Regions from separate parts of the Homo sapiens genome. Here all the other regions are linked to region 3. Evidence: chromatin loops called from intact Hi-C (ENCODE). Cell type or tissue: PC-3. All regions are shown on one strand. Links, peaks and the distances in the headings refer to the core of each region. The heading gives the core; the rest is flanking DNA. Region 1 has its middle 210 kb from the start of ACVR2A. Region 2 has its middle 460 kb from the start of LINC01911. Region 3 overlaps ACVR2A (activin A receptor type 2A). Region 4 has its middle 130 kb from the start of ACVR2A.

What was found. Peaks named below come from ENCODE experiments on the same cell type or tissue, not always from the same donor. Only the 100,000 strongest peaks of a DNase experiment are listed, where the experiment ranks them.
Region 1: it touches region 3 in a loop (5-fold over the local background); 3 of 110 quality-filtered maps call a loop at or near these places.
Region 2: a loop joins it to region 3, with 7 times the contacts of the local background. A loop is called at or near these places in 8 of 110 quality-filtered maps.
Region 4: it touches region 3 in a loop (3-fold over the local background); 2 of 110 quality-filtered maps call a loop at or near these places.

The regions. Positions count from the first base shown.
Region 1 is chr2:147,632,718-147,639,119 of GRCh38, forward strand. No RefSeq gene overlaps it. Among named protein-coding and RNA genes, the nearest start is that of ACVR2A, 210 kb to the right of the region's middle. RefSeq lists an enhancer at 3,058-3,267. In PC-3, for the core only: no CTCF peak of the experiment used is centred there; DNase peaks (open chromatin) are centred at 3,694 and 4,014; H3K4me3 peaks cover 1,455 bases; H3K27ac peaks cover 1,507 bases.
Region 2 is chr2:147,291,335-147,297,736 of GRCh38, forward strand. No RefSeq gene overlaps it. Among named protein-coding and RNA genes, the nearest start is that of LINC01911, 460 kb to the left of the region's middle. RefSeq lists an enhancer at 6,340-6,402. In PC-3, for the core only: no CTCF peak of the experiment used is centred there; a DNase peak (open chromatin) is centred at 3,577; H3K27ac peaks cover 1,409 bases.
Region 3 is chr2:147,907,396-147,913,797 of GRCh38, forward strand. The region is part of intron 4 of ACVR2A (activin A receptor type 2A); the gene reads left to right. Among named protein-coding and RNA genes, the nearest start is that of ACVR2A, 66 kb to the left of the region's middle. In PC-3, for the core only: a CTCF peak has its summit at 3,748 (motif pointing left); a DNase peak (open chromatin) is centred at 3,736.
Region 4 is chr2:147,708,015-147,714,416 of GRCh38, forward strand. It overlaps the pseudogene RNA5SP106. Among named protein-coding and RNA genes, the nearest start is that of ACVR2A, 130 kb to the right of the region's middle. RefSeq lists a silencer at 1,672-1,881. In PC-3, for the core only: no CTCF peak of the experiment used is centred there; DNase peaks (open chromatin) are centred at 3,177 and 4,217; H3K4me3 peaks cover 639 bases; H3K27ac peaks cover 2,655 bases.

The sequences.
Region 1 (6,402 bases), core at 602-5,601, 270 kb before region 3:
CCCTGATTTTTGTGGCCTAAATAATGAATTCCCAAAGCTGACTCAGGTATTAGGGTCTCTGCAATCTGCCCTGACCTTCAGACAGAGGCCAGATGGACACCTGTTGAGTCAGTGGTAGAATAGACTCCCGCACTGAGCAAACTTCCCTTCCAACTCTCCAATTGTATCAGGTATATCCAAGTTTTAGTTTTATGATTTCTCTGATAAAATCATGGCTTCAACCAATCCATCCTACTAATTTTTTGCGCCAAGATTCCATCTTAACTATCACATACGCACCTTTGTTAATGAGATTCACATTGATTTCTGTCTTCACAAATCCTAATCACCCATCGAAGTCAAACCCAGTGCCTTCTTTTCTACTGGTGTTCATAATTCCATGGCTCTCGGGTACTTTGTATTTAGTCTTCCCCTTCTTCTTCTTCCTCTTCTTCTTTTACTCCTCCTCCTTCTTCCTCCCTCCCTCTCTTCCTCTCTCCCTTGAATTATTCCTATCACTATAAAACATGATTTAGAACCTCTTACCCTATAAAAAATGGTTAACAATCACAACTTAAACATATGAATCACATGCCTACCATCTACCAATCGGTCCATTCCTTTGTTTGCTTTTACAATTTCTCTACACATAGCTTCTTTACTTTTTCACTCGGCATTCATTCCTTCTTCAATCCTCTGCAATTTAGCATCTAGCTCCACTAATTTGCTCATTTTAACTCACCAACAATCTTCTCTGTGCCAAAGTCAACAAAAATCTTCTCACCTCATTCACCTCTCAATAGTAGTCAACATATTTACCAATTTCTCTCTTCTTAACTCTCTTCCTTCTCTTGGCTTCCAGCACTCCACACTCTTTTGCTTTTGTTCTTACCTCATTGGTCACTCATTCTCAGTCCTCTTCCATAACCTCTCTTTTACTCAGCCTCCAAATTATGGAGTGCCCAGGAGCTCAGTGCTGGACTCTCCTCTTACTATCTACACCCATTCCCTACATGATCTCATCTATTCTCATTGCTTTAAATATTGTCTGTCCACCAATGACTCCTTGTTTTACCTCCAGGCTTAACATCTACTTGGGGCCCAAGACTCTGTCTTGATATCTTAATTTTGAAATATAATATGAACACTAAACTTACATATACTGAACTACTAGTTGTCCTCCAATTCCCTCTCTTCATTCTACTCCAATCCTCCCTCTCTCAGTGAATGGCACTATCCATTAAACTTAGGCCAAAAATGTAGACATCATTTTAATATCCACCCACATTCAATCTGTCAGTAAATTCTCTACATTATATGAGCAAAACATATCTCAAATACATCCAATTCTCTCCACCACCATTGCTGCCACCCTAAACCAAGCCACCGAAATCTCTTTCCTAGAATATTGCACTAGCTCCTAAGTGGCCTTCCTGCATCCAAGCTTGGCCTTCTTTCATAGCAAACAGTTATCTTTTAAAAACATAAATAACATCACATCACTCTCCTCCTTAAAATATTGCAATGACCTCCTATTTTACCTAATATAAAAATCAAGCTTCTTACTATAGCTATAACATCAGGCTGTTGCCTCTCTCATCTCAGTCAGTACCACAGCTGACTCCCTGCAAGCACCTTCCTCAGGCCACTTTGGTTTCATTTTGTTCCTCACACAAGCCAAGCTCCTTGATCTTAGGGCTTTTACTATTCCCTCTTTCAGGATCACTGTCTCCTAGATTTTAATCTGGTTGACTCTTCCTCATGCTTCAGCTTTTTAACTACAAATGTTATCTTCTCAGAGATGTCTTTTTTGACCACCCTGTCTAAAACACCCTGAATAAAAAGGCACTCTCTATCTTACCACTTTGGTAAGAATTATCATAATCTAAAATCTTCCTAATTTTGTTTTCATTTGTTTACTTGTTTGTTATCTGTCTCCAGCTTCACCTCCTAATGTTCCCTCAACTAGAACAGAAACTTTAAAAGAATAAGAAACGTATCTGTATTTTTCTGTGATTTATTCCTAGCATCTAAGACTAATGCTTAGCATTCTGCAAAAAACATTTGTCAAAAAAATTAAATGAATGGGAAACCCATCTATGAGACTGCATGGGTTACAGAAACATACAACTCCAAAATCTCAGTGGGATAAAGCCACATTGATGTGCATCTTATAAATGCTATAGGGCTCAGTTCATCGTGATTCTTCAGGGAAAGTGACTGACAGAAGCTTTCTCACAACATTTGTGTCCATGAAGATCACCACACCAGTCAGAAGACAAGATGTGGCTAAGTGGATGCAGCTGTTATGGTTCCCAGCAAGAAGTGATGCATATCAAGTTTGCTTGCTTCAACCAAAACAAATTATTTGGCCAGGCCTAACTTGAAAGAGGGTTGGAAAGTATTATCCTACATGAACCCAGAAGAAGGAAGAATGGAAGTACTTGGTTAGCAGCATTTAGGACTTTCACATTTACTTTCAACTGGAAGATTTCTTCCATTAGCGGAAAAAAAAAAACAATGGAAATATTTGGTCATATGCACTTTTGGCTTCTACATGCTGTATAGTAGATGCACCTGACAGCAATAACTTAACTTAAGCACACCCTGAGAATGACCCTGTATGGCAGAAACACCTGACAGCTATAACTTAAGCATACCCTGAGAATGACCCTATGGTCTAAGAAGAACATGTGTTTGGAGTTCCAAGCTAAGGAATCTGAGAGTGGCCAACCCAGAGACTCGCTTCTTATCCATGAGGAACATCAGAACTCCCAGGCCATCCCATGGAATGCAGGCCATACAGGGGATGAAGGCCCTTTGTTTTTGGTTAAATGAAGGTTGCCAGGTGGAGGTTGCTAGGGGGAGGGTGCTAAGTAAATATTCTATATAAATTGCATGCTTTTTACAAGTGATTGCAGTTCTTCTCTCCAGCCTGCTGCCACTACACCGCCCTGTATGTAAATTCCCTCAATTAACCCCATGTCTTGTTCGCTGACTCCAGGTTTCTTCTTCAGCCTCTTGAACATGGTGCCATCCCTATTGAAGTAAATAGGGATTCAGCCTGACACATTCACCTTGTACTTCACATTTTCTTCTACTGAGTCAGTCTAATGTAACCTCTCTGAATACCTCTAGCACTTGTTTCTATAATCCTCACTTCATGTAATTGTTCAGTCATCTGTCTCCCTGTCTACATTCAAATAAGGAAGGCAGAGACCAGATCTATTTTTTCCATTGTATTCTGAAAACCTAGCACAGTACCTTTCAGTTTTATTTTTATTTTGAGACAGAGTCTCGCTCTGTTGCCCAGGCTGGAGTGCAGTGGTACAATCTCGGCTCACTGCAACCTCACCTCCCAGGCTCAGCTATTCTTTTGCCTCAGCCTCCTGAGTAGCTGGGACTACAGGCATGTGCCACCACACCCAGCTAATTTTTTTGTGTGTGTTTTTAGTAGAGATGGGGTTTCATAATTTTGACCAGGCTGATCTTCAACTCCTGACCTCAGGTGATCCACCTGCCTCTGACTCCCAAAGTGCTGGGATTATAGGTGTGAGCCACCGCACCCAGCCTCAGTACCTTTCACATAGCAGATTCTGAACAAACATTTGTGGTAGGAATGTCTTGTAGCTTTTCGTGTGTGTGTGTGTGTGTGTTTATCTGCACAATTAGACTGGATATTCCTCTAACACAGTACATAAAGACAAGAATTTATATTCCACATATCTTCCAGCTGACTCATCCGGGAGATATTCACATATTGGCAGGAATATGGGAAGGAATTGTTGAACTAAACCGATTAGTTGTATTGGGGCTACTCGTCTAGGTGTGAAATGCAAAACACCCCTATTAAAAAGGTGCTCTCAAAGCCCCCAGCACCAACATCTTATGAACACAAACAGAAGACGCACATTGCCGTCCCTGGCCTCCTGCAATAGATCACTGTCAGTTTTCTTTAGTAGGGAAAAACCAACAGATGATTGTGTGGATTTTCTTGGTTCTTTTGCTGGTCAGTCTGTGTCTGGAAGTGAAACTCCCCTTTCCACAGGATTTCATCATAGCAGTAACCACAAGGCTCGAATTTTGGTCATTGACAGTGCTGCAGCTCAGCTGTGTATCCTAATGTGGAAAAAAAAAAAAAAAACAAACCTGTGTTCCACTCCCTTATGCTCCCTTTTCTTATAGCGCCAAATCCTAAAATGATGTTAAGATTAAAATTGGTTCCTTCTTGAGCAGAGTCATCCTGTGTGATGACAGATCTTTCTCTAAGACCTTTACTGCATGAGAGAATACTACAATGTCATTGAGATTTTTACATTCAGGAAATATCCTTTGGCTACCAGGTGGTTTCTTTTTCTACTGACAAGTTCAAAGTACAGATATTCGGACATCTTCCCTGCTGCAATGCTGTCGAGCTCACTTTAGACAAAATGCAGTTTCAGTTGACTGAGTACTTCCTTAATCTTCCAAATCACACAAGTAATATAAGAAATCAGTGTGGCATACTAGAAAGAGAGAGGCCTTCTTGAATTCCACAGCCTATTATGGGCAAGTTACTTAACCTGAATTTCAGCTTCCTCGTCAAAAAAATGAGGATAATAATACCTGCCTCACAGCATAGGAAGTGTTCATCTGTGTTCCTGGCACACAAGGGATATTCAATAAATGTTTGTTGTTTTCTAACAGCTGCTTTAACTGTTAAACAAGGTACCAATTTAAAGTCCCTTCAAATAAAATCACCTCACAATCACAGAGTTGTTTGAGCTAATGAACACAAGCTCCCACAGCAGGGATGGGCAACATTCATTCTGTGCATGAATGTTGGCCAACAGCATCTATGCTGGGACGTGCAACTGTGCTATACTCTGATTTTTTCAACTTCCCCATGTTTTCATCTCAGATATATAGCTTTTCTAAAATGTATCATGGTTTTACATTGTGATTGGGAGTGTATATAGGTATAACTTGTTTCTATAAAGAACAATTTAGCAATATCTATCAAAATATTTAATGCACAATTCTTTGAACCAGCAATTCTACTTCTAGGAATTTAGTCTATAGATATGCTACCACATACACAATATGAAATATGTAGGAAAACACACATTCTATTATTGTTCATAAATAGCAAAAGATGGAGAACAATCTAATTAATGCCCATTAATAGAGGAGTAGTCAAACAAATGATGGTATGCACATATAGAGGAATACTGTGAATGAAGCAACTATAAATACTGCCAGAAAACAGTCTCCAAGGTGTCATTCAGCAAAAAGAACAAGATGCAGAGCAAAGTCTATGATATGCTGTCATTTGAAGTAAAAAATGATGTGCACATATATGGTGTAAACATACAACATCCCTAGAAGGACACAGAGGAGACTGATAATGTTGGTTGTGTCTGGGATGGAGAAACAGGTAGCTTTGGCAAAGGGTATAAGAATAGTTATTTTTCACAGAATAACACCTTATAACACTTTGAATTTTGTACTACGCACATGTTGTTTATTTTCAAAAATTATGTTACCTAAAGTTCTCTTTAATCCTATGATAAAGCAATGATTAATCCGGAAAGCGGAAGATAGAGAAAACTCTATAATGCTTTATTTTTTAAAGCAAGATATTCATGATACTTGCAATTATTTTAAAATAACAGAAAAAAAGAAAAATGATGGGAGGAGTAAAAAGAAAGCAACTACAAAGGAAAAGATAGTTGGTTAAATCATTGTCACTTCCACACCACACTGACTGTCCATCAATCAACAAACATTTATTGAGTAGTATTGAGTCCTTGATGTTCTGTTGGACACAGTGAGAGGGAAAAATGCAGAATAGATAGAGGGTCCCTGGGTCTCCCCTCAAGGGGTTCGTAGTCTGATTGGATGAATGAGACTGACAGGTGAAATAGTGAACAGTGTCCAACAGCAAAGAAGTATCATGAAACAGGAAGGCTGATCTGCTGGAAGAGGCTTGATAAGGAGAAATTTGCTGAGTCTCTGCAACTGAGATAATGATGACTGTGGGGACAAGTTATGGCTCCTCTTCTCTCCATTTCCTTGTCTCTAAAATGGAATCTCCTCTCACAGGGATGCTGTCAGGATGAATGAGGCAAAGTTTGTGCTTATGTAACGTCTTTCTTCTGGGAACTCAGAGTGCTTTGTAAAGTATTCTTATTAATATTCATAGGATGGTTTATATATTTTCCTACCTTCACTTTGGAAGTGGCACATCTATACCTAAACACTCCAGTTCTTCTCTCACTCTTTCTCAACATCACTCTCTTTTTTTGCACCAAAATAGTGCAGGTTCAAGCTTTAAAGTCTTGATGGTTTTATATATAGCTCAGGGCTAATGACATCACACAGCTTGCCTGCCAGAGAACCCACCTGTACATTCTAAAATTTCTACAGTATCCATTGTATCCA
Region 2 (6,402 bases), core at 906-5,905, 620 kb before region 3:
ACTCTGCATCTTGAATGCTTCTGACACTTGAGATTAGTCCCTTCTCCCACCGGAATTCATTTCAATGAGGACAAGCTAGGAGCTTCATATTTTAGTGAAAAAAAATAATTAATAAATGAAAACTACTGCTTCATACTTTGTTGAAATTGAGATCCCAGAAAACATATATTTAGAAAGCTGATAGTTGAGGGTAATTATATATAAGTTATGCTTACAATTATTATGAAAATAATAAAGCACAATAAAAGTACTGGAAGAAAACACTTTGATATCTTGAGGGTGGTTTTGTCAGATGTGTCAGGGGCAGTGTAATAAGGGGACAGGTAATTGCTTTCCATTCTTCCATATTTTGAAAATAATCTAAAATAATTATGTATATAATCATATGGGGATGCCAAAAACATTTTTAAATGACAGAAAATTATCATTGCTCATATTCATGAAGAAAAATTGTGCACTTAAGTAGGGATTTCAAAGCTTAATTCTTAAAACTCCCAGCTGGCGCTCTCAGAGAGCTCATTTAACTCTGGTTTTCAAACACTTTAAGCATTTGAAACCTTTTATTTTCAGCTGACATCTCATATGGAAATCTGATATATAAAACAGAAACAGAATTTTCTGGTAGGAGCAGGGCGAGAAACAAAGGCAAGTTACTACGACTCTGCAATATCCCCACACCCCACACTTTCTCAGTGCAGCCTTGAGAGATGTCCATAGAATGTGGGACTGTGGAGAAGAGTTTGAAAACCATGACCTCACTCAAACACAGAAATGATCAACAAAACCCAAGCCCCCAAATCTACAAAGTGAAGACCCAAATAGATGCTCATCCCTCAAATCCTAGAAACATGGAGGGTCTATATGTTTTTTAAATATATATTGGTTCAAAAATATCAAATACATCGGATGTTTCAATAATGGGAAAGCTGACATTTTTATTTTTAGGACTTTTAAAAAGCTTTTCTTCCTTTTCCTTTTCTCTTTTCTTTCATTCCCTTCTAGGACAATTCAGTTCTAAAACCACTGATGAGGATTAGGTAAGGTAAATGTCCTCACCGGAGTGGAGGATAATGGCCCACAACATAGTGTAAACTCCTGAGTGGGGTCAGAAGCCCTCCCACCAGCCCTGCCACCTCCACACCCCAAACCACTGGCAGCAGTGGTTTGAAATTATGAACCAGAGATGGGTAGGATGAGAAGTTTATCTATGTGTGGGGTGGCAGAAAAGGGTGTCAAAGCCCAGGCAGAGTGAGGAGACATTTGTGAGGACTGGGGGGTTGGTATCACTTGGAAATTGATTACAAAGATGCAGATTGGTTAAATAAGTAAACATATCAAGGATAATGGGAACCAGGCATCTCACTGTTAAAGAAGGAAACTCTAAACATGGAAAGGGAGAAAGCTAGAATTAACCCTGTATAGAGCCGAAGAGAAATTCGGGGTGTTGGTATGAGCTCACGATTTTTTTTTTTTTTGACGGAGTCTCATTCTGTCGCCAGACTGGAGTGTGGTGGCGCGATCTGGGCTCACTGCAACCTCCAACTCCCTGATTCAAGCAATTCTCCTACCTCAGTCTCCCGAGTAGCTGGAATTACAGGTAAGTGCCAGCATGCCCAGCTAATTTTTGTATTTTTAGTAGAGACGGGGTTTTACCATGTTGGCCAGAATGGTCTCGATCTCCTGAAATCATGATCCGCCCATCTTGGCCTCCCAAAATGCTGGGATTAGAGGCATGAGCCACCACGCCTGGTCTGACCTCATGATTTTTTAAATATAGATAGACAGGGGCAGAGATATAAATAAATAGAATATAGAGATATAAACATGTAAATGTACAGAGAGAAATGAGTGAAAATGAGAGGGCCTGGGAACAGTGACACCTCAACAGCCATGAGCACACAGAAACTATTTTCTAAGTACCAGGTACCACTAAATGGAGCCAGGCCCCTTGGAGACATGATTCATCTCAGGACTAAGGCAAAAAAGTGTACAATCAGTCTGGAATGCCTTTTTAATATCAGAAAGCAAAGGAGTGCTCAAAAAATAATAGTGACACATCTAAAAGATACAGAAACTGGCTTGAAGGAGAAAATCTGAACAAATTGGGGATAATTCAAACATAATGAAAATTATAAATTATAATCACTTGACTAGGAAACCATAAATCCTTACTGATACAAATAAATGAATAAGTTGAAAGCTTGATGGGGAAAAGAATGAATCAATGACACCAGTTTTATGAGGAAAAGGATATTTATATAGTATCAAAATATCCTCCCATCATACTTACAAATTACAAAGGGAAAAAGAGTAACATTTCAGTGGTGAAGACTGGCAGACACCATATTTATCAAGTAATCAAAGCAATAGCATCTGTAACACGACAAATAACAATTGTATGCACCTGATAGGAAACAGTGAGAGCACAATGTTGCTTCTGGGATATTTACGCTAAAGATGCATGACTTGACTCTACTGATTAAGAAACATCAGACCAACCCAAATAGAGGGACAACCTACAAAATAACTAGCCTATAATTTTCAAAAGTATCAAGTTCATGAAAGTCAAAGAAAGATGAAGTAACTGTTTCAGATTGAAGGAGACAAAAAAATGCAACAACAAAATGAAAGATATGATTCTGAACAAGATATTTTTGCTCTAAAGAGACATTACTGAGAAAATTGTAAGATTTAAATAGGGTCTGAGAATTATACGGTAGTTAAGTATCAATGTCAATTTCCTGATTTTGATGATTGTGTTGTGGTTATGTGGGGAAATGTCATGATGGTAGGAAATACACGCTAAAGTATTCAGAGTTGATGGGACATGAGATCAGCAACTTACCCTCAAATGGTGCAGAAAAATTTGTTATTCATTTTGTACTTGCAGTTTTCTGTTAGATGGAGAGTGATTCAAAACTTTAAAAAATTATAACAGGAAAACCCTGTCTAGGTTGAATTTTCACGTAGGAGTACCTTATAAACCACAACACAGCTTTATTTGGTGGCATTTCTCTCTCCTTCATTCCACTTGCTCTCACTCTCAGTGAGGTCCCTAATTCTCGCAATTACTACATTCAGTATCTCCCTTAACATAGACTGCTTTTGCCCTTTGGCAGGGAGAATATAAGGAACTCTATTTTCTATTTTAAAATTTCTCTAAGCCATCTTATAGGTGTTGGGATTTTGCATCCTTGTCTTCTTGGCCTGCCATCTGGAAGCTTGTTTCACTCCCTGTTTTGCCCTAGCTACCTTGACTAAGTCCTTGGTATTCAGCCAGTCTTTCCATTTTTTATTTGGTCAGTCAATAAAAGATAGGGAAATACTCAGTGAGTATCAACTCTGTGCCAGACACCATCCCAGACACAGGATAATAATACAGCCAAAACCCTTCTGATGAGCCCTATGTATTGAAACAAACAAGACTGTCTTCAAGAAGAGCTCATTTCTAAAGTCACAGTTGTTACTCTTCACAACATTCACACACACACACAAAAAAAAATTAGGAGGAGGAAGATAATAAGTAAAACGATTTATATACTGTTATTCTCTGATACTATTCCCATTGGAATGAGCAACACAGTTCTGGAAAATAAATGACCCGTACCTGAACCTATTAAATTGCCATGACTCATTTCTAAAGTATCCCATTTGGCTTATAATCCTTCTGAATCAATTCTATTAAAAATATCATTAACACTTGCTTACATCATTTACATAATGTGCAGGAACTAAATTAAAAGAGTTTGGAACAAACAGTGTATCTTGAGGCCTGGGTAGAATGTTATTGTATGCCCCATGATTTTTTGTTCTTACTGCAACATTCTCTTCATAGTAGTGAATGAGTGGTGGGAGGAGCTTTCACCTTAATGCCTGTTAAAGTGTCCCATGCTAATGCACAATGACTTATCTCATCTTCAAACTTTATTATTTGGAAGGAACCTATCCATATGCCTGGACAATATACAGATAAACACACCTGTCTCAGACTGAACTGCCCCTGAAGAATTATGGGATGACTATTATACTGCAGATTCATGCATTGAATTCTGGACTTCTCAAGAAAATTCCACAGCCAATGTCTTGCTTAGAGCTGATTTCTACATTGTACATTAAATATTTTTAACTGAAAATTGGTTTTTAATTTTATTTTAGAAATTACTGTCCCATGTGTTAAAAATACAAGACAATCTTATTGCCTAGATAAGCTACACAATTGTTCCATCCAGATTTTGCATCTACCTGATGCCCATAGGTATCACTGCTCTACTTAGACCATATCTCTTGAGCGGTAGGTTTCTAGTTTTATATAGTTAACCAAATGGCCACAATTACAGCGCTTTTTTCTTTTTGGTACACATTAAATCTCTGGCTCAGTCACCCAAATGAGATCCTTGCCTATCCACTGTGGTGTATAAGTTGTGTACAAAACAAGTCAGAATTTGCTCTACTTTCTAATACAATGATAGGGACTCTTGATCTTTACTAAGTTCCTGGCATTTTCCAAGTATCATAAAGCCCTCTCTGTATTATCTCATATGTTTTGCAGTTATCCCCTACCTGTGGTGAGAATGAGACCCAAAGTACAGAAGGAGAAACTGAAACACAAATAAGTTGATGTTAATCCTTGTGATCTCCAGACTCCACATCTAAAATGTCTTTTCACATTGCACTGAGAATAGGGTTGGGAGGAGAGAATATGGTTACCTAGCTATAGGTAATAATTTATATTAAGTCATGAAACTCTAGATACTCAAAGATGAACAAGTTTATCCTACTGCCTTCAGACCAGCTCAGACCAGCACGTCATCATTCCCCAACACTAAAAGGCTCTTGAAGGGTGTAGGTTAAGCTTTAAGACCCTGTAAATATAAAGATTCATCTTTATGCCAATAAAAATAATTTCTCTTACCATTTAAGCCAAACGTTCTTGTTTTACTAAAAATCAAAAGCAACTGGTAAATTTTTTTCCATAAAGAAACGATTGTATGCATTTTGAAATTCCCATTAGGAGCTGGGGACAGATCACCACAATCCAGTAGAGACTTAAGTAGATCATGGCTAGGCTACATTTTGGTAAACCTTCATCCAACTCTGGATCACCCCTCCGATGTGAACCCTCCAGGAGTCCTTACTGAGAGACTGGTAAGCTCTTTCTGCTTAATAGGTCATGACTCCAATTATTTGTCTCTTTATCTCCATGAGAGTGCCCAAAGATGCCCCACTCGCTTGTCAGAGTGTGACTTTCTGGTTTGCTTCTTAACTTCCTCCTCTGCCCAACTTAAGAATTCCACAAAAACTCAAGGGAAGATCTGTAAAGGTTGGGTATCTCTAGCATCTTGGCCCCTCGAGCATCTCCCCTCTCTCCAGCATCTTGGTCTCTCAAGTCCTAGGAGCCTTCATAACCCTGAGCTTTAATTGTTTTCTTTGCATTGTGGATTTATCAGAAGTTCTGCTGGCTTCTCTGCCTCTTAGCTGCAAACCCCTCTAGGATTTTTAGACTCTCTCCACTGGCCAAGAATGATAAATATCTCTGGAAGGAAAGCAGCTCACAAAATATCAACTCATCTCTCAATAATTACCTTCTTTTCTAGTAACTTGGCCCCTAAGTTACCTCAACTGTTCACCAAATTCTTCAAATACATCCTTTTTATATTTTGTCCCATTTTTCTATTGTTCTCAGTGGGAGTGTTGTTCTACCATAAGCTAATACATCATGCACTTTAGGATCTACTTTAATGATCTTTTAACTGAACATACATCATAGTTTAACATGACGCAATTTAAGTGCAAGTTCATAAAAGAACTAGCTCCTGTCCCCATTTTTCTGTGGCATCTTATTATTTCATGTGATATAATTTGAATAATGGAGAAAGGGTGGGTCTCTGCCCAAAAACATTTTATTCACATATATTTGTTACTTAAGATCCAACTTTAGGAAATATGTTCAAAGAATTATCTCTGTTCATATATAAATATCTCTAGAAGAAGTTTGGCAGTCATTAACATTGATGACGACGGATATCAGACTTTTATAAGAGGAGGAAGATAGAGGAAAAATAGGAGTCCAGGTCCTGCTAAGGAGAGAATTCCATGACCGGGTAGCCAGGAAAAAGAAAGGAAAGCCACAATGTGAGAAAAGTACCCTGAGAGGATCAAGCTTTTCTATATCCCAATTTTGGCCAGGACTGGCTCTAACCTGTCAGGATATTGTACCTCTATCCAGATGAATAAATACTAGGAAGAAGCTTAATGTTCAACAAGGTTGGATACTCTTCTTAGGGGCTGAAAGGGAGCAACTTTGTCTGCTGGCTTTGTAGAGGGTGTATAGCCCAACTAGGCCTGACCTATTCACTCCTTTTCTAATTTTCTTATTAGTAGACAAATGTTTCCATTGATCCA
Region 3 (6,402 bases), core at 916-5,915:
GATCCTTGAGGAATCACCACACTGTCTTCTACTATGGTTGAACTAATTTACATTCCCACCAACAATGTGAAAGTGTTCCCATTTCTCCACAGCCTCGCCAGCACCTGTTGTTTCTTGACTTTTTAATAATCAGCCATTCTGACTGTTGTGAGATGCTATCTCATTGTAGTTTTGAAGTCCGTTTTATAGATAAGAAAATTGAGGCATTCATAGATGAAGTGACTTGGCTTAGAGTCACCCTAGTGGGTGGCAAAGCCTGGGCATTTATATCCAAGGATTATTGCCCATTGATTGAATGGCTTATTTCAGTAAATAATTAAGTGGAGTCCATAAAAAAACCAAAGCAGGGGCTGGGTGTGGTGGCTCAGACCTGTAATCCCAGCACTTTAGGAGGCCGAGGTGGGTGGATCACCTGAGGTCAGGAGTTTGAGACCAGCCTGGCCAACATGGGAAAACAACATGGGGAAACCCCATCTCTACTAAAAATACAAAAATTAGCCAGGCATGGTGGTGCACACCTGTAATCCCAGCTACTTCGGAGGCTGAGGTGGGAGAATTGCTTGAACCTGGGAGGCGGAGCTTGCAGTGAGCCGAGACCATGCTACTGCACTCTAGCCTGGGTGACAGAGCAAGACTCTGTTTCAAAAAAAAAAAAAAAAGAAAAAAAAGAAAAAAAAAGCAAAGTAGGATAAAGAGATCAAAGTATATAAACTACATTTAAAATAGTTTTCATAGTGACTATATGTGGCCTTGTAGATAACCATTTTACCATCTCACAATTTATTCATGTGTAACATGGTTTATTTTCTGGTTTTTTCAGCTACACTTGCAGAATACAGATATGAAAATAAATCAAAATAAACTTCTGTAGCCAGTCATAAAACCTGATTCTTTTAAGCATCAACCCCAAAAAGAGAATGGGCATACCTACGTTTTTTTCAGACTTTTAACTCCAGTGCTGGCTACCTTGAGGTGCTCTACTTCTTAGGGAACATATCCAGAATCTTCATTTCACCTGCCTTGGCCTTTCTTTGCTTTCCTTTCAAGAGGAGTAAGATGAGAGAAACTGTAGGAAGTAGGAATTATCACAGAGGAATTTTGACGATCTAATTGGCTGGAATCATTGCTGTGCAATTGACATGTCAATACTGTTGAATCTCTTAATGTATGTCTTGCTTTCCTTAGTTCAGAAACATTGTCCTCGCATATACTGTATTATTTATAAATTCTGTTTCTATTCTGCTTGGCAGGATAGTCTTTTTAAAATTTAAAATGGTAAAATTTCTTAGAATGTAAAATAATTAGTTGATATTAAGAGGAAACAAATTCAGAATTTGTCAGTTTTCATATAGTTTGGATAGGAGGACCTTAATTCGTCTTGGTAGTCCTAAAAAGTTGTTGAGTGAGGTATCTCCACTCCCAGAAAAAAATCAGTCTCTCTCTCTCTAGATACAGAGATACAGATATTTCTTGGAATGGTTTGAATAGTAAATAAAAGAAATCTTATAACACATATCATATATACATATTTATAGTATATAAACAAAAATCTCTATTTTCTGGAAAGATTTTTTGTATTCCAGATCTGTGTATGTGTTTACTAAATATCTCCATTTATATGTCTCCAAGCACTTACCATTCACAGGTAGTGATTGTCTCTCACAAACCTGGTTCTCAGTAAATGGAACCACTGTCCATTTGGTTGCATAAGCCAGGAAACTAGGATGTCTCAACTCTGTTTTTCACCTTAACTGCTTCTCCCTAGTACTTACTCCATTTTTCAAGGGTGTTCTCCACAGGGAAATCTTCTCAGACTTTACCTGTCATTATAAGTCAGGTTTCTCTTTACAGATGTTGAAGGTACTGAATTCCTTTTTATTAGTGTGAATTGTTGATTAGTCCTTCTGTCCTGCACTGCTGCAAGCTTCATGAGAGCCTGGCTAGTCAGTGCCTGGCACAGACTAGTTACTCAGTAAAATTTGTTGGATGAATGAATGAATGAATGAATGAACTATTCTTCATTCTTTTCTGATATTTGGCAGTAGTTTTTTTTCCACCTCAGGGAGAAGCAACAAATCTTTTTCTCACCTACAAACCTAATAGCTTGATATTAATGTGCAGATTCGATTTTCACCGTTACCTACAGTTATAGTATATAATAGTCAAGCTACATTTTCTATGTTGTGAATCCAGAGTTTTGTTTGCTTTTTGCTTAGTTGTATATTTTAGTGCATTTTATTTTGCTTTATTTTTATTTTTGGAGATGAGGTATCACTCTGTCACCCAGGCGGGAATGCAGTGGCATGATCACAGCCCACTGCAGCCTCAATCTCCCAGGCTCAAGATGTCTTCCCTCCTCAGACATCCGAGTAGCTGGGACCACAGGCATATGCAACCACGCCCAGCTAATTTTTAAAAAATTTTTTTGTAGAGAAGGGATCTCCCTGTGTTGCCTAGGCTGGTCTCGAACTCCTGAGCTCAAAGATCCTCCTGCCTTGGCCTCCCAAAATGCAGAGATTATAGGTATGAGCTATCACACCTGGCCTTTAAAAAAATTTTGCTTTACCGCTCTTATTTTGTCATGTAGTTTATACATTGAGGACTGTTGCTGGTGTCTCTTGTTTGTTTATTCTAATCCTCATTTATTGAGAAGTGTATTAAGCAAACATATGTGGTTATTTTGTATTTATTCATGTACTTAAGTGAATGTATTTTTTTGTTCCGTTTTTACCCTTCATATTTTGTTGCATAGTTGATATTTTGAGGCTTGTTCTTGGTGTCAGTTTGGGTTATTTTATAGCTTATCCTAATGTTCATTTCTTGGGAAATGTATTGGGCAGAGACATACTTTTTGGTAAGATGTATGGATAGCACCTACTTGCACAGTGCTAGTATAGTGTCATCTTTATAGTGTCATCTTTATCTCTGAAAACACCTGTATTTAAACAAGATCTGAGAGATCCTTGAGCCTTTGGAAACCATAGTCTACTTATTCAGTTGGCATGTATTTCTTTCAAGGGATTAATTTTACTCTGGAGTACTGGATAAGATGTTTTGATAGTAGGATTATCTCAGCCTTTTGGATGAATTATAAATACTCTTGAATCATTATCACAGGAAGAAAATCTAGAAGGAAGAAAACTAGTTAAGCAACTGGTACAGATAAATGAGTTGTCCATTCTGTTTTGTCAGTGCTATTGTTCTCTATAGAAATATTGGAAACTGGGGAACATAGCCATCATCCATTGGAGGAATTCTCAGCCTTCCCTACCACTGGTGATCATATTTCTTTTAATTTTAAATTTAGACCCTTACCTATTTTGGGATGACTGGAAAAATGAAAATCCTGTTCTCTATCAGTGTCTGAGTGTCTTTAGAATGTGAGATGTGTGATTACTTGTTCCCAGGGCCACCTCTGCTTAACTGCTTCACCTTGATGTGCTGGGCAAGTAGGTTTGATAATATTCTGTCACTATGTTTTACTTAATTCTGATGATCTTGTTTTCCTGTCTTAGTTTCTTGCCATGGTGTATTATGGTGCACGCACATAGCCACCAGAAACATTTTTCTGTCTCACCATTATGATTCTGTCTTCCATGAAAGGGAAGTGAGGCAGTTCAGGAAATAGGAAATTCTAGAGGTTCTTAAGACAACTATCAGAAAGTCTGAGAAACTGATTTCTAGCTATATATAAATTTGTTAGGGCTGCTAGCTCGTTTTTGCTAAAGGCAATACTGCCCTCTAGTGTCGAGAAGGCAATTCCAATTTGTAAATTCCTTGTTTTATAATTTAGACTCTAGAGGCTCTTAGAAAAATAAATAATCATTATTTAAGACTTGATTTAGTTTGTTTGCAGGCATGAAGTCATTGGATCAGTTAACTTGGGATTAAACTGGAGTCAAGAATTTGTTTACCACCTATCTCTCATATCTAAGGGGTTCTTTTTGATATTACTTTCCTCTGTTTGTAAGGAAAGTGTTCCCTATCTTTATTTAAACAATGTAAAACTTTGGATCATTGCCAACTTTTAAAATACTAAACCATTATTCTCTTTCCTTCACTTTTGTAACTGATGTGTCATTTTTCATTTCATTCTGGATATGAATCGTAATTTCTTTTGCCTGTGTTTTTTCTTCACAAGCACGCCTTTCATATAATGATAGAGGTAAGATGCATTGATGTTTGTTTTATGGTTGTGGAACTTTCTGTGGATGCATACTAAACATTTTGTTCTTAGATTTTTGTTGTTGTTACTGCTTTACTGTGCATCCTCTATAATTTATATATTTATGTCATAAAGGGTTCTCCCTCACCCAGCTTTTATAATTAAAATGTGATTGATTTGACTTAGGAATGGCTTTTAGTTTTAAGAGACTGAGAGTATTTATATTTATTTAAGGTAGGATGTAGAAAAAACCGTTTTACTTGATTAGAAGTTAACACCTTAACGGCTCCATTCGCCTCAAAAACCTTGTATTGGTTAATTTTTATATGTCATTAGCTTAAATGTCAGCATGTGTTCATTTTTAACAGGGGTCGATTTTCTAATCCAGCCCATTGTATTTAAATGTGAAATAGATATTTTTAGATAGCTTCATCTTTGGCATCTTTAGCAAATGAACTAGCTACAGGAGTATAACTTTTGATGATATTTTGCTATCTGAGGTTTAAGCGTTTAATTAGATTAAAATTCACCCTTCAAATGGAGAACTCAGAATAAGTAAAATGATCAGAGATGACTTTGTAGCTTCCCACCTCTAATAATTTATTCCACTGTTGGTTATAGTAATGATATTGGGTAGTGGTTTGGGGGCAGGAGATTACTTTTTACCAGGTTATCATTTCAGTATGTGTTCTGAAGCTGATGTCTTCTGATACCATAATTTTTACATATAAATGAGTAAAGAAGAAATGTAATCAGAACTGTGTTTGAATGCATATCTTTTTAGTTTTGCAAAATAGCATGGATGTTGTAAGAGAACTGGAAATTTAGGGAAGTTTTTAGGAATTCTGAAATCCTTCTAGGTGCCTCTCAGCTCCCCATTGGTTTCTCTATGTAGCCAGGTAAAGCCATATTTTGTGTATGACATCAGAAATTGCTTGTCATTTTGAAATTTATGTCTACATTTGTCTTCCCAGGGGCTCATATATTTTAAAGGTATACATTTTTATTTTTAGAATCAAGTATTGATTTTTTTGTGAATAAATTACTATAATGATGCCAATTAATTGAAAATCATTTCTACTATTATAGGATGAGTGAAACTTACAGATGAATTTAAAGTTTCATTCTAGTAATTTTTTATTTAAAAAGGATTAGAGATTTTATAATCTGTCCTACAGTTATCATTTTTGAACCCAATCCTTTGTGTATTAAAGAATATTATTTAAAATTCCATTTTTGAAAAGCTCATGTCATTGCTAAAGGTTTTGAGATTCTACAGGAAGACCTTGTAGACCTTTTTGTCACCCTTTCGAAATTGACCAGTATTCTTTCTAATTGAAGCTTTTACCTTTTAAGTAATTTTGACAACAATATTTGTTCTGGCTGTTACTATACAATATTGAATAAATTATAGTAGGAGGGTGATCTAAGATTATTTCTTTCTGAAATAATGATAGCTTAGAAACTTGTTAAACAGAGCCTTGGGAATGTATGGGAACTTGAAGTATATGCATTTGGAAAACATTTAATGAACTTTTTTTTTTAATGTAGATATTAAAAATTATTTTTTCTAAAATTAATGTTATACTAAAATCATAGTTTGAATTGCTGACATATTAATTGTGGATTAAATAATCTATATCTTACAGACTGAATCATATTCATGTTGTTGATGTCCTTTAGAACAGAGAATGGGTAATGTGTAGATTAACTATAGAGACATTACCAGTGTACATAAAAGCTATTAAAAATCTTAATATTGTAATTTAGCACTGTATTCCCTCTACCTAGTTATTTTTCCTCTTCAGCTTTCAGCCATTTTCTGTATACTTTAGTTTTTAGTTTTTGGCATCCCCTCTGGTTTGAAACCTATCTCTCTACCTTTCTAACATTTTCTATTTAGTTTAAATATGTCTTTATGCAGTTATACAATAACTCTTTGCCCTTGAGGACTGAATGGTTTCCTTTCCTGTAGAAGAGTTGTTTTCAAGCTTTTTTTCTCTTGTCTCCACATTCATATAAGCAGTCTGCTCTGATCAGTAGAATTTCTCGGATAGAGGTGATCACTTGAAGAATGAGGGAGGGAGGGTGTAGTTTTTAATAAAAACTCTCTAGAGGTTCTTGTGTCCCCTCCACTGAGAATCACACTTGAGAGCCCATCCTTCCTATAAGATTTATATCTGACCTCCTTGACCCGTCACTCTGCTAAACAGAAACGTTCTTTCATGTTTTGAATG
Region 4 (6,402 bases), core at 416-5,415, 200 kb before region 3:
CTGTCCCAACTGTCCTACAAGGGTTTGTTCAATTATTTAAGAGATGAGGTCTCAGAATATCTTTCTGGGAATAAATGGCCCTTTAGGTCGCTAGTGATAAAAACCAATTCACACTAGTTTAGGCAAAAAATAAAAATAAAAAAAGCCAACATTATTAGCATAGGTGCACAATCTCATTTCAGTTCTGATATCCAAAGAGCTCTGAAAACCAAATGTTTTTTTCCAAGCTTGGGGCTGACTCTTTAGGTGGCAAACCTGACCTGAATTGATTGCAGCTATTATGATCTTGGTTCATCTTAGTGTGAATAGCCAGAGGCTTCACTGTAGAAATATGAAAGGCTCTGATTGTGAGGTGTTATCCCAGATCTTTCTAGGGTATTATAATACGTAAAATGTATATTCCTCCAAAACACCTTTCTTTCAAAGGGTTATCTCAAAACAAAAAAATTGGCTACTCAAAAGGTAAACTGAAAAAAACAAAAAACCTGATTTCCATTTTTAATAGTTGTATTTTAGTAGTAATTTTGTTGTTGAAGGTTTTGTTGTTTGGTTTTGGATTTTTTTTTTCAATTTATACCTATAAAGGTTTTTGGGTGTTTTTTTAAGTCTTAAGACTGAGTACAGTAAAATTACTGGTAATCCGTTAATCTATTTTATCACTTTGAGCTGACTGTATGTTGAGTTTTCTTGCCCCCTTCCTAATTTTTTTTAGGCCTGGATCAGTTCTTTAAAGAACTGACTCTATGTCTTCTGACATATGTATAATGGTGAGATAAATTAACTTAAAATCTATAATGAAAGATCATGGTGAAAAAAATATGATAATAAAACTTTCATTTAGAAATGGCTTCTCACCCAGAGCCATTCATATCAGCTACATATAATTCACTAGTTATCTTAGCTGGTCAGAATCATATTTCCAGTTGCATGTGAAGTCATAAAGCAGAAATCCGATTAGCCTCTCTCTTAACAGAGCCCAAAGCTATTAATAATAAATCCAAGAGACATAGTTTAATTAAAAAAAAAGCTAGAAATTATTGTCAGACAGAAATCACCTAATAAAAAAGTAATTTATAATGTACACCCTAATTAATAATTTACCTCCTAGGGTGAAAAAATATCAAGAGTAATTACAATTAGAACACACTATTTCTTTTTTAACAATAATAGGATAATACTCAGAAGCTAGGGGAATATCAAGTAACAAATTCAACTGCTGCTATCATTCCATTCTGTCAAAACTTATGCTTAATTTTTAATGCTTTTCTTTTAAACACAGAGGTTCCTTTGCCTCAGCTCACAGTCCGCTACACTGGTCATTGTGACTTCATAAGTGTTAAAAACTTCTAAACATAGTCTGGTATAATTCTATCTAAAAGAGATATCCACTAATTTAAAAGAATTTGAGAAACAAGAACCGAATGCTTAAAGCTTAGATGAAAAATTTAAATTGGCTTAAATTAGGCCACATTAAATTACTAATCTAGAATCAATTTCTGATTAAACAAGAGACTTCAAGGAAGGAGATTAAATACAAACAACCTTCCCCAGACAATAAACATTATAAGAACAGGAATTTGATGCATAGTTTTCATTCATATCCCCAGCCTCTCACATAGTGCCTGGCAAAAATTATACACTTAAATATTATATTTTGGTTAAGTAAATGAATGATTAAAGAATGACAGAAAAATATATGTGAATATAAACAGCTGTGGTGGGTGCTCCAATGAGCTTTCCAGATCTCCCTTAATGAAAAGGACTTCCTCTCCCCAGCTGGGGGCAGATGCTGCTGGCTGATACCTCTCAGTGGGTAGCCCTCTTCATGGTTCTATTTATCAGTGAAGAGGCCACCTCACCCAAGATCACACCTTTTTCCCAGGATGGCCTACATCCAGGAATAGATATATGTAGCTGTAAAAGGCCCAGCCTCCCCAACCCCAACTCTGGAAAGGTGATCCTTGCTTCCAAATTCCCTATAGGGTTGTCTGAGAAATCAGCTGAAATTGCATCATAGCTCAATTTCTTCCCTCTGCCCAGTTCTGCCTTCTTCCATTTTCTTTGAATATGTTGATACCAAGAGAACTCCCTAATAAATCTGTTTGTTCATCTCCATTCCAGAGTCTGCTTCCCAGGGAACCCAACCTGTGACCAGATGTACCCTTTAGTTGAGAAAATTAAAGATTTAGAAAAATAAAATATTTTTAAGACATAATGCCCTAAGTCCTTTTGTCAATTACTGAATTTACAACTAAATTTAGTGAGTCAGTGAAGAAAGACTGGAGACGGCTGATTTCAGTTGAGACAGACAAAAATCATCACAGGCAGATAATCAGGCAATGCCATGTTGTTGGAAGTCAGTCTTGAAAACAAGTGTGAACCTAATTTGTCTCCTTGATGTGTGGCAGAAGTGGTACATCAAAGGATTATTGCATGGTCATCAACAACATGGAATTAGATGTCAAATGAAACTGCATTGGAATTCCTTATCTACAACTTATTGGTTCAGTGACCTTGGGCAAGTTACTTACCTTTCTAAGCCTCAATAATGGAGATGATAATACATAAAGTTATTGCAAAATACTTAACAAAGTAGCTAGCATATAGTATGCACTCACTAAATGGCAGACATACTTAATTTTTTAAAATATTGATTGCTAAGAAAGCAGAAAGATGATATCCTTCCACTCTCAGTCTCCCAACCTGAAAACTAAATGACTTCTATTATTGACAAGAAGAAAAATAATCCTCTACACCCTGGTTATCAGCACTCGGAAATGAGAACACTGAGTATTCACAAAGAAATTGAGGAAGAGGTATGGGAAGAACTTCAAACCTGTTTGCTTCTTGAAGGATAAGTAATGCATGGAGTATGCCCATTTGGGGACATACTGTCAAATATAGTACATGTCTTTTGGAATATGGACTGAGCTTTTATACTCACATGCAAAGAGTATGGACCAGCTCATCTTCATTGAAGATCTTGTCACTAAAACTAAGCATAGGAGACTTGCAACTTCCACCATGACACAAAAAAGGCAGTCAAAAAAATCCTCTGTCCCAAAAGCAAATATAAAGATGGATAATACACTAAAATGCAACCATCTCAGCACTCTGGAATTTGACCAGAGACATACAACAAACGGAGATGCATTTATTCCTGAAAACCACTTAACTTTGGATAAGAACAGCGCACGTCTCTGGAATTTTGCCTGGGGTAACTACCATCCCTCCTTCAGCTCTCAGCCCAGTAGATGAACCAGAGTGGGTCAGGCTGTGAAAATAATATGCTTTCCTGATGCTGCTTCTGCTGCTGCTGTTTCTGTTGCTGCTACTGCTGTTGCTGCTGCAGAGAACTCACTTGATTTAGAGCGTTGTTAGTAAAAAAGGAGATCTTGGAGGTTGGACATGGTGGTTCATGCCCATAATCCCAGCACTTTGGAAGGCTGAGGCAGGAGAATCACTTGAGGCTAGGAGTTCAAGACCAACCTGGGCAACACAGTGAGACTCTGTCTATACAACAAAATTTTTAAATAGCTGGGTGTGGTGGTGCATGCCTGTAATCCCAGCTACTAAGAAAGCTAAGGCAGGAGGATTGCTTGAGAGCCTGGGAGATTGAGGCTATAGTGAGCTACGATTGAGCCATTGCGCTCCAGCCTGGTGACAGAGCAAGACCCTATCAAAAAAAAAAAAAAAAAAGAAAGAAAGAAAAGAAAAGAAAGGAATGAAGGAGAAAAGAAAAGAAAAGAAGATCTTGGTGGCAAGAGAGGGCCAGAGCTACAGTAGCCTGATGTAATTGGCTTCTTTGAGGCAAAATAATGGACTGGCAGACTAGCCAGAGTTTTAACAGAGAGTTGTGGAAAATGAGACATCTAAAGTGGACATGATAAACTCTTCAAATATCCTGGATTGATCAGAAGTTATGCTACTCACACATTCCTGGTTGACATAGCTGAATTGAAGCACATGAAAAGGAGATTAAAGAAAGCCCAGAAGAAAGTAAAAGCTGGTGCAGGCTTGAAAATGGCCTGAAGTTTCAATACACTCCCCTGGCCTACACACAGGCCTATCAACAGAGAATTGAAACTATACTGGCTCAAGGTGTTCAAATACAACTTCTGACCAATAGTTGGCTGAACAATAAACCATGTTGACACAGATATGACTCCTAGGAAGCCAGGCTTAAAAATAAAAACAAGAAAAAATAAAACTGAGTAGAGGCATCTGGGGCCATACATTTCAGAGCAGACAGACTACAGATTTGGTCCAAGCAAGCTATTAAACAAACAATAATAAATACCTCAGAGGAAAAGGTCACAATTCAGAGTTGCTAAAGCAGATACCTACGATGTTTGGTATTCAACAAAAAGAAATTACGAGACATGCAAAGAAATAAGAAATTATGACTCATACTCAGGGGAAAATAGCAGTCAATAGAAAACTGTCTGAGAGAATGCAGATATTGGATTTAGCAGAAAAAAGCTTGAAAGCAGTTCTTATAAATATGTTCAAAGAACTAAAGAAAACTTTGTTTAAAGAATTAAAGGAAAATAGGATGGCAATGTTTGAGCAAAAAAGAGCATCTCAATAAAGAGATACATATTATAAATGAACCAAATAAAACTCTGGAGATGAAAAGTACAGAAACTGAAATGAACAATTCTTTAGAGGGTTTCAACAGAAGATGTGACATGGCAGAAAAATATGGAAACTTGAAGATAGATCAATAGAAATTATACAATCTGAAGAACAGAGAGAAAAAAAAGGTAGTAGAACAATGAAAAGAGCCTCAAAGACCTGTTGGTGCGCAGTATTAAACACAGCAACATATATGTAAAGGGAGCTTCAGAAGTAGAGGAGACAAAGAGACAGATAAAATTTGAAGATATGATGGGCAAAAAGTCCCAAAATTGAGAAAAACATTAACCTGCATATTCAGGAAGCTCAATAAACCCCAAGTAAGACCAACACAAAAAGATCTACGTATAGAAGCATTAGAGTCAGACTGCTGGATGACAAACACAAGCAGAAAATCTTGAAAGCATCAGGAGAGAAATGCCTCATCTTGTACAGGTAAACCCAATGCAACTAATGACTAAACAATGGAGGCCAAAAAATAGTGGAATGTCAAAGTATTAAATTTATTGAATAGTACTCTTGCCATGTGTGAATTTTATGGCAGATAAACAATAATTCAATAAAGCTGTTTAAACAAAAACAACTGAAGAGTGAAAGATCACGGCACAGAAATACTTGAACCACGTATGAAAGTATTCTGTCACTCCCATTCTCTCCTTTTATTTCCTCTTTCCCTTTTTCGATTCCCCCTTTTCCTTTATCCTCCATCACCATCTTTTCCTTCTCTCAGGCAGTGCCATCTGTGGCAGCTATAATCCATGGAGATTGCTCAGGCCCAGAAAAATAGAGAGGCTCCAAACCCTATCTTTGAGTGATAGATATTCTCCCATCCAAGTACTAACCAGGCCTGACCCTGCTTAGCTTCTGAAATCAGGCATGTTTAGGGTGGTATGGCCATAGACTGAGCATTAGATATTCTGAAATCAGCCTTCTCTGTGTTGATCATTCCCCTTTCTTTCTTAGAGAAAAAATTGTATTTCCATTGAGCAGTCTGACTTTATAAATCTTTATAAAAAAAGCACAAAAGAGGCAAGTTGGATATCCAAAAGTACAATTTCAGGATGCCTAGCATTCAAGGACAGCTTAAGAAATTTACTTGGCTTTGGCTCCACAATTTGGCACAGCAGTAATTTTTATGTAAACCTAGATGCCTCAACATAATGGTCAACTGTTCACAGTATGCTCTTGTTATTTATGCTGATATTTTATATGGAAAAAACTTGATTTACTTCTATGCATTAATTTGAAGCAAGTTTTAGAGAAAGAATTCCTTGAAAATCACCACATACTACAGGCAGCCTCTTTCTCTAAGATTAGTCAGATACAGGGGAAATTGGGCAGCTTTTTAAAATTAACACTGAAAATGACAGATAGGGGCTAGCATCAGGTGGGAAAAGTTACACAATGTTCTTGGAGCCTGGTGATGTTACTGTACTGGCTAAGCTGGTACACTTAGTTGGTGCAGTATGCTACAAGGACATTCAAATTAAGCTCCTTTTTACAGTGCCGAAAGGACATAATGTGATGCAGGCTTCACAAAACAAACTTTTATCAAAAGTGAAATATCAATTATTAGAATTCGACCCAAGCCAGCAGCTTGATCTGGTGGGGAAATCTAAGGCAGCAGGCCCTGATAGCAAAGCCTTGGGCTGAAAATCAAGAATTCATTCTGGTTCTACTGCTAAGCAGTTAAATAACCTAAAACACGGCATTTACATTCTTTGGACCTCAGTTTTCTCATCTGTAAAATGAAGGCTTTAGACC